Regions from separate parts of the Mus musculus genome. Here regions 2 and 3 are each linked to region 1. A link is a loop called in an ENCODE intact Hi-C map of the cell type or tissue named here. Cell type or tissue: left cerebral cortex. All regions are shown on one strand.

Evidence for each region. A loop is a pair of places that touch in the nucleus more often than their neighbours do. Peaks named below come from ENCODE experiments on the same cell type or tissue, not always from the same donor. Only the 100,000 strongest peaks of a DNase experiment are listed, where the experiment ranks them.
Region 2: a loop joins it to region 1, with 1.9 times the contacts of the local background. A loop is called at or near these places in 12 of 42 quality-filtered maps.
Region 3: a loop joins it to region 1, with 2.7 times the contacts of the local background. A loop is called at or near these places in 13 of 42 quality-filtered maps.

What each region holds. Positions count from the first base shown.
Region 1 is chr13:48,260,866-48,263,365 of GRCm38, forward strand. Id4 (inhibitor of DNA binding 4) reads left to right here and starts at 251. Exons shown (of 3, transcript NM_031166.3): 1 at 251-1,073; 2 at 1,420-1,482; 3 at 2,087-2,500. The coding sequence starts at 633. The coding sequence ends at 1,464. It overlaps A330033J07Rik (RIKEN cDNA A330033J07 gene), which reads right to left and starts at 1,758. Exons shown (of 3, transcript NR_102303.1): 1 at 1,055-1,758. In left cerebral cortex, a CTCF peak has its summit at 1,194; DNase peaks (open chromatin) are centred at 12, 929, 1,241, 1,654 and 1 more place; H3K4me3 peaks cover 2,500 bases; H3K27ac peaks cover 1,911 bases.
Region 2 is chr13:47,841,387-47,843,886 of GRCm38, forward strand. Gm35991 (a long non-coding RNA gene) reads left to right here and starts at 2,429. Exons shown (of 3, transcript XR_382321.2): 1 at 2,429-2,500. In left cerebral cortex, no CTCF peak of the experiment used is centred here; DNase peaks (open chromatin) are centred at 1,204 and 2,269.
Region 3 is chr13:48,463,425-48,465,924 of GRCm38, forward strand. It overlaps Gm40941 (a long non-coding RNA gene), which reads right to left. Exons shown (of 2, transcript XR_873371.1): 2 at 2,386-2,500. Among named protein-coding and RNA genes, the nearest start is that of Gm40941, 13 kb to the right of the region's middle. In left cerebral cortex, a CTCF peak has its summit at 987 (motif pointing left); a DNase peak (open chromatin) is centred at 978.

The DNA.
Region 1 (2,500 bases):
TGCCCTTCCCATTGGCCCGAGCGTCATTCCCCGAGGTGGCACTGTCCTCCTGATTGGCTGGTCACTCCCGACCCCCCGCCCATCCCCGCCCTCGGGTTGCCCGGCGCCCCGCCCTCGCCACCTCCCTCCGCGCCGCCGCCCGCGCGCCGAGCTCGCCCGCGTCCGGTTCTTGTGGCGACCCGGCCCGCGCGCTGGCCCCGCCCCCAAGGCGCGCGGCTCTACAAATACTGCTGTGCCGGAGCCGAGCGACGCTGTTGAGCTGGGAGGCGCGGTTGGAAGTCGTTACTTTGAGGGGGGGCAGTCACCGGGCGATCCACCTTAGTCGAAGCTCAGAAGGGAACGGCTCAGGGACCAGGGTGGGCTACTTTTTTTATTTTCCGGGGCTTTTGATTTTTCTTGTCTTTTGCTTCGGGCCGATTGTCGCTCACAAAAAAAGAAAAAAAACAAAAAAACAAAAACCTGAGATACCCTTTCCAAAACCCCGAGCAGCTCTCCGGTCGATTTCTGGAGCTCGGAGCCGCCGGGTGCTGCGAGCGCCGGACGCGCAGGAGAGGGGAGCAAAGCAAATTGCGGGCGGGGACCCGGAGCTCGCTCTACCGCTTGTCGCGGTCCTCTCGCGCAGGAAGCGCGCGATGAAGGCGGTGAGCCCGGTGCGCCCCTCGGGCCGCAAGGCGCCGTCGGGCTGCGGCGGCGGGGAGCTGGCGCTACGCTGCCTGGCGGAGCACGGCCACAGCCTGGGTGGCTCGGCAGCCGCCGCCGCCGCTGCGGCGGCCGCGCGCTGCAAGGCGGCCGAGGCGGCGGCCGATGAGCCGGCGCTGTGCCTGCAGTGCGATATGAACGACTGCTACAGTCGCCTGCGGAGGCTCGTGCCTACCATCCCGCCCAACAAGAAAGTCAGCAAAGTGGAGATCCTGCAGCACGTTATCGACTACATCCTGGACCTGCAGCTGGCGCTGGAGACTCACCCTGCTTTGCTGAGACAGCCGCCACCGCCCGCGCCACCTCTCCACCCGGCCGGGGCTTGTCCGGTCGCGCCGCCGCGGACCCCACTCACCGCGCTCAACACTGACCCGGTGAGAAGCCTTGGCGGGGCACCCTGGGCATCGCGGGAAAGGTGGCGGGGCGGCGAGATACGGGTGGTCTTGCTCCTCTCAGGGAATGACAGCCGCTTCTCCCGTCTCCACCGAGAGCCGCCTGCTGGGCTTGGTGATCCACTGGTCCCTGAGCCGAGGGCGGTTGGGACTTGGAGCCCTGCGTCTCCGGAGTGTCCCTTGCATCACAGGAGGCTTCCCCAGCTTCGGGCTCGGGTGGGGACTCTGCTCGCCTGCCTAGTTTTCCAGGACGTCTCCTGGGTGGTGGCGACACTGTGATATGCGCACTCTAACCGTTTTTCCCCTTGGTGTTGGGTTGCTGTTCCAGGCCGGCGCCGTGAACAAGCAGGGTGACAGCATTCTCTGCCGCTGAGCTGCGATGGATGGCCAGGTGAGCGCTCAGGTCCCCGAATGGTTAGTGGGCTACCATGCTCGCACCTCCCCAGGGGCTGCCGGTGCCAGGCACTGCTGCGATCTTTGTCCCCTAGCATTTCGAAGCGTAAAAGCCCCGGGGACACCCATACCTCTCTGCCACCCAGTTAGCGAGACAGTCCACTTAGCTTTCCAACTCGGGGGGGGGGGATCACTCTCTGCGGAGCCTCATCAGCTGTGGTCCCCGCCGCCCTCGTTCCTCTGCCTGTGACCGACAGGCTCTGCTGGTCTCCTCTACCTCTGAGAGGACACCCTCGTGACCGTAGAAACTATCCCAGTGTCCCAAGATCTCCCAATCCTCCTCCCTCCCCTTCATGCCCAGCTGAGCGGCCTGACATCCACAAAGAGGGATGTGGGCAGAGCGCCCCGAACGTTGTCCATTGGCCTTCCCCAGCCCGCATTTGCCTCCTGGGCACTTGGCTGAGCTTCGGGCTGCGGGTGTTGCCTGACCCGGCGGTTTGTTTTGGGTTGTTGATCATGCATGTCTTGAGTTTGGTCGGTGGCGCCAGTTAGTCTGCAGCGAGAAGGTTCACACACCCCCTCTATTCATTCCTCTTCCACAGGTGTGCGGCCGCCTGAGCACCAGCGAGCCAGGAGCCCTAGGAAGGGAGGGCCAGAGCAGAAATTAAGAGAAACAAGCCACCGGAGGAAAGGGGGGGAAATCTTCAGCAAATCTAGAAACGTCGTCTCGTCTTGTCATTCCAAGAGAGAGAGAGAGAGAGAGAGAGAAGGGGAAAAATAAAACTTAAATTCACTTTTACTTTTTTTGCACGTTCACGAGCATTCACCGTACGTATTCTCTTTCGTTTCTTCTTTTATGACCGCTGTGAATTGTACGTTTCTGTGGTTATTTTTATCACCCTTTTGAAGGTGCAGTTAAACTTCGAAGCTTAAGTGTTGTCGACCAGACTGCTAAGTAGAAGAGCAATCGTGAATCCAACCTTAGAGGCTACATTGTGACAAGGGAACTGTTTTTG
Region 2 (2,500 bases), 420 kb before region 1:
TCATCTCATTTTCTTCTCAGAGATCTATTTCAAAAAGACAATAGGACTTAGCCCTTTCTCATGAGGAGGATGAGGGTAAGGCTGTGGCGGTAGCTTTAGACAAAGATCTTTGTGCTATTGATAAAGTACCCAAAGGAAAATAAGTTTTATGGGTGTTGTTTTTTAATCATATTTTTCCTTTAAATTAAAATGTGAAAATACAATTCCTACAGCCATTCACAGTAAGCCTTTGGTTGCTCTGCACTGCCTATTATCTAAGAACAGGATAAAAACAAGCGCAAACCTTGAGAATCATCCAGAATGTTTTTAAACTACTACACTGCCTAACAGTATAGGCTCCAACATAGGATCATCTGTTATGTAAGATAATAAACATTTCTTGCTATTTGTATGTTTTTTTGGTTAAGTTTTCATCACTTGCGTGTCCCATGCATTCAATAATGTTGTAACACACCGATTAAGTAAAAAAAGAGATGAACCGAGCAGATTTTGACAGATTGCTCTATGCAGCTCCTGTGTTTATATTTTTAAAATAGAAAGTCCATAATTTATATTTATAAAATAGAAAATCCATAATATATACATATAGTATATCCCTAATGCAACTCCTTTGTCCCAAAGGAAATTTGTTCATAGTTACATCAAGGTGCTGAGTGATAGCAAAATTGAACAGATATTGGAGTAAGTGTAAGGAGCAATGTCACAAAAGATAGACCATGCCACATGGGTCTAGATTTATATTCATAAAGGACAGAGTTCATCTTCTCTGACCACTGGACTAGAACTGAAAAGCATCTTAAAGTTCAGAGTCTGGATGGTCCTAAGCCGAAAGTAGAGAATAATATACATTGAAAGAATGTTTTCTAGGGCATCTTTTAACACAGAGATATGTCCTCTGGGTTATGCAGAAGTGAAGGATGCATCCAAAGAACTGAGGGCCGAGGACACAAAAGCTAGCTCAGCACTTTCATTGTTTCATTAGCTGTTTGTCTCGGCCATGACAAAAAAAAATGCCCAAGCAAATCAAAAATAAGGGCAAAATGTTTATTTTGGTATAAGGTTTCAAGGACTCCATTCTTTGGTTCCCCTGGTTACTGTAGCGTCTCTCTGCTTTTCCTGAGCTGTGCTGAGTTCGAATAGTTTGGCAGAAGTGTGTGGGAAAGCAGAGGTGCTCCGTTCATGGTAGCTAGGAGACAGAACCTGGGGGTGGTGTAGTGGAAAAGGGTAAGGGAGGAGAATCATCAAGAAAACACACACCCCCGCCCCCCGTGATTTAAATCATCCAATCAGACGTTACTTCCTAGACCCTCCCATCCCCGAATAATGCCAGCCAAGTATGACTCCATACCTCCCTTGATCCATCAATGTATCCATTGAGTTCCAGCCCCTCCTGATTCAATCACTTCCCTAAAACGTCACCTCTGGATACTCTCAGAGGGGGCCAAGTCTTTAACACGTGTTTTCTGGGGCCATTAAATCTCCAAACTACAGCATAAATCCACAGAAATCATGCTTTATTAACCCTGCGGTAAGCTACATTTCAAAGACGATACACAAGGATTCATGGTTGTGTTGGAGGTAAATCTACATCTCGGTACCAGTGGAGGGAGAAGAAACCCAAGAGTAAATTAGAGAGTGGGTGTTCTCGAGAGAGAAGTTCATGGATCGTACAGCTCATCCAAGAAACAAAAGAGCAATGATCTATCGGCAAAACGTTGAAAAGCCACCATGTGCCTGGCAGTCTGATAGGTGTTGGGAACATGCAGGCTCTCTCAGAGTTTCCACTCCTTTTACCCTGTTCAACCACCCCTCCGTACCACACACGTAGCTGGCTGATATTAAATTCCGAGGTAAAAATATTAAAAATGAAAATAATGCTTTGGCTTCAAATATTTGTGTTGGCTGCCTCCCAAGTTTTAGAGTCCGATGCAATGTTTTGTTTTGTTTTGTTTTGTTTTTTTTAAGGAAAAAATGTATTGTTCTGGAGGCGATCTCTATGGCAGTTGCTGATGGTGAACTGAGGTTCTGTTGGGTGAGACCAGAGTTGTGTGTCTGAGTGGCACTCCTCTGATTTACAAAGTGACAATCAGGTGTCTTCCCCACACCTGGAGAGACTCAGCAAACAGAACCTGCAGGTATCAATCAAGTCTGGCTGCTGGCTGGCTCCAGAGAGTCTAGCCAGGACTTTGCTTAGCTATTCTCAGCCCAGGAGGGGCTCGCCTACCTCCCTGGAGCTTGGGCATGACTGTGGGTGGGTGGCTGAGGGTATGGCGATTGCCTCTCCATCTATTTTATCCTCTAAATAGTAGTCAGACACTTAAAATAACACCAAGACATGTTCCAGCTTGCCTTGCCAGTCAAAAGGGAAGGGGGTGGGGGGGGAGGAATTCGTTTTTGAAACCCAGCATTTCAGAACCCCAAGGGCTTTCTGATCTGTTAGCCTTAGCGGTTTAGAGGATTAAAAAGGCAAGAATATTAGGAAGCAGAAAGAAAAGCAAGC
Region 3 (2,500 bases), 200 kb after region 1:
AACACTGAGGAACAAGACACCTGGGGCTAAGGAGATGGCAGAGTCGGTGAAAGGCCTGCAACAAAGCACTAGGAACCTGGGTTCAGATCTCCATCCCCTTTGTAAAAAAGCCAGGCTGGGCAGATCTTCCTGGGCTTGCTGGCCGGCTTGTGTTGCTGAACCCGCAAGCTCCAGGTTCACTGTGAGACCGTCCCACGTTGTATAAGCTGGGGCTGGTTGTAGTGATATTCGCCAGTAACCAGTAAGGATTCACAGAAAGAGACAGGAGGATCCACCTGAGCTTTGCATTTAAGGCCAGGCATGGTGGTACACAACTTTTATCCAGCGCTCTGAGTTCGAGGTCAGCATGGTCTACAGAGTAGAGTGAGTTCCAGGACAGCCAGTGCTGCACAGAGAAACCCTGTCTCAAAGAATGAGTGAGTACTCTCAAAAAGTGAATGAATGGAATGATAAGATGGGTGAATGAGGAAGACACACAGAGACACACAGAAATACACACACACAGAAGCACACACACACAGAAACACACACACACAGAAACACACACGCACGTGCGCATTTGGAGCAAGAAAGCCATCAAATACAGAAATACGATCATTGCAAAGCAGCATGTTCCTGTGTTCGTGGTGAGCATCAACTGCTCAGGCTATAACTTCACCCAGCCCCCTTCTCCAAGAAGAATTAGATAATCTGGGGGATAGGATGATTTAAGGAGACTGACAGGTTAAAATTGTGTCTTCATAATAAACATGTTCACTTCATTTGTCCACTCTCATGTCCGACTGAAAACTTTTAACAATTTGGTGGGGGGAGGGCATAACTGTGTATTAATTGTTTGAATACTAGGGTAGTGCCATGGCTGTGGGGACCCACGCTTTCTAATGCTGTACCTTTGAAAGGAGAACAAAACACAATGTCCTCAGATAAATTGTGGTTTTCCTCTAGCGTCTCTGGAAAATTCTTAAGGAAACAGTGCCATCTCCTGGCCAGGAGTGGGATGAACAGCCACCAGGATCTTGTTTCCCAGCTTGTGTGTAGCCTCACTTATGTGGGCAATAAAAGGGCTTTGCCTCTTCTCTTTCCTACCACTCTATCCCACACGACATTGATATTCTTTTTAAATGAATTGAGTCACTATAACAAAAAAGACACAATTCTTATGCAAAATTGATCCGAAAGCCCATTTCAACAATAAAATTCTCCAAGGGAAGAAAGCCACTGTGAACAGGTTTACTCAGCTTTTTAAAAATCTCACACACTTTGTAATTTTTACAGGACCTGATTTAAAAAAAAAAAAAAAAAAAAAACTTGGCAGAAGCCAACTTGTTTCTTTCCCTTTATAGTTTCACTGCTGCTGCTGCTGTCAATCTCAGTGTATAAATAAGTTCAAGTTGGCCTAGTAATCTTGCATTTTTTCAGTGTATTTTAATATTATAAAAAGCCACCCGCACTTTACAATTTTTTAGTGTTTTGAGAAGGGTTTTGCTGTGAAGGCCAAGGTTGCCTTGAAGTGATGATTCTTCTGTCTCTGCCTCCCGACTGGTGACAACCACCGTACCTGGTTTAAAATGTAAGACTTAACAAGGAGATGCCTGAAGAGGCAGGAGGGATACAGCCCAGTGTTGGGGAAGCCCTGAAAGAGAGAGAGGGAGAGAGGGGGAGGTCTACGTTCTTCCTGATTGTAAAATGCTGGTGTCCTGCTGCCTCTGCAGTGAGCCCCACTTCCTATTGGTCAGTTACCCCCATAATTTTTCTCTAAGTAAATCAGGCAAGTAAACCAGACATTAATAGAACAAATAGAGCAAAGAGAGAGCCAGAAGCGATGGTGTCAGTTCACACCCTGCCCTCACGACAAAATGCCGCGTCTCTTTAAGTCTTGTGTTTGTGAGTTCAGGGTGAAAAAACTCTGCAAGCCTGCAAAAAAATACTGCACTGTTGGATGGGAACGCGACGGAAAACCTGCATGGCTTGCTCTGCTCAGCCCTGTCTCCCTGTGAGAGTCTCTGCACTGGTCCAGGGCCCCTCTTCCTGTAGGCTCACAGGGTTTCAGGTACAGTTTCTCTGAGAATCATTTTCACTGTGAGGATGGGATTAGCTGTGATTGACAGTCCTGTTCACTGTTCGTCTACACTCACTCTGGGGAGAAACTTTACAGAGAATCCCTATCTTGCAACAAATCCCCAAAGCTGTTCATAGATCTATCGTTTGTTCCCCAGTACTTGGGATGAGCTGTCCTGGTCTCCCAGTCTAAACTGGTCAGCCACTAACATCTGTGCTTAGAATATTGCCAGGCGGTTTCCTCCCCTTGTATCCAAGCGTGCTGGGCTGTGGGAGGGCGCAAGTCAGGGATGTCTTTGCAAATGAGGTAAACACAGGAGAAGGAAGGAAGCTCAATTTCTTTAATCAACTGGCACTTTTTTTTTTTAGTCCTCCCCCAGGCAGTTGCTTAGACAGCTACAAGTACCTACTTCAATGCCAGTGTGTCACATTTTGTGTCACC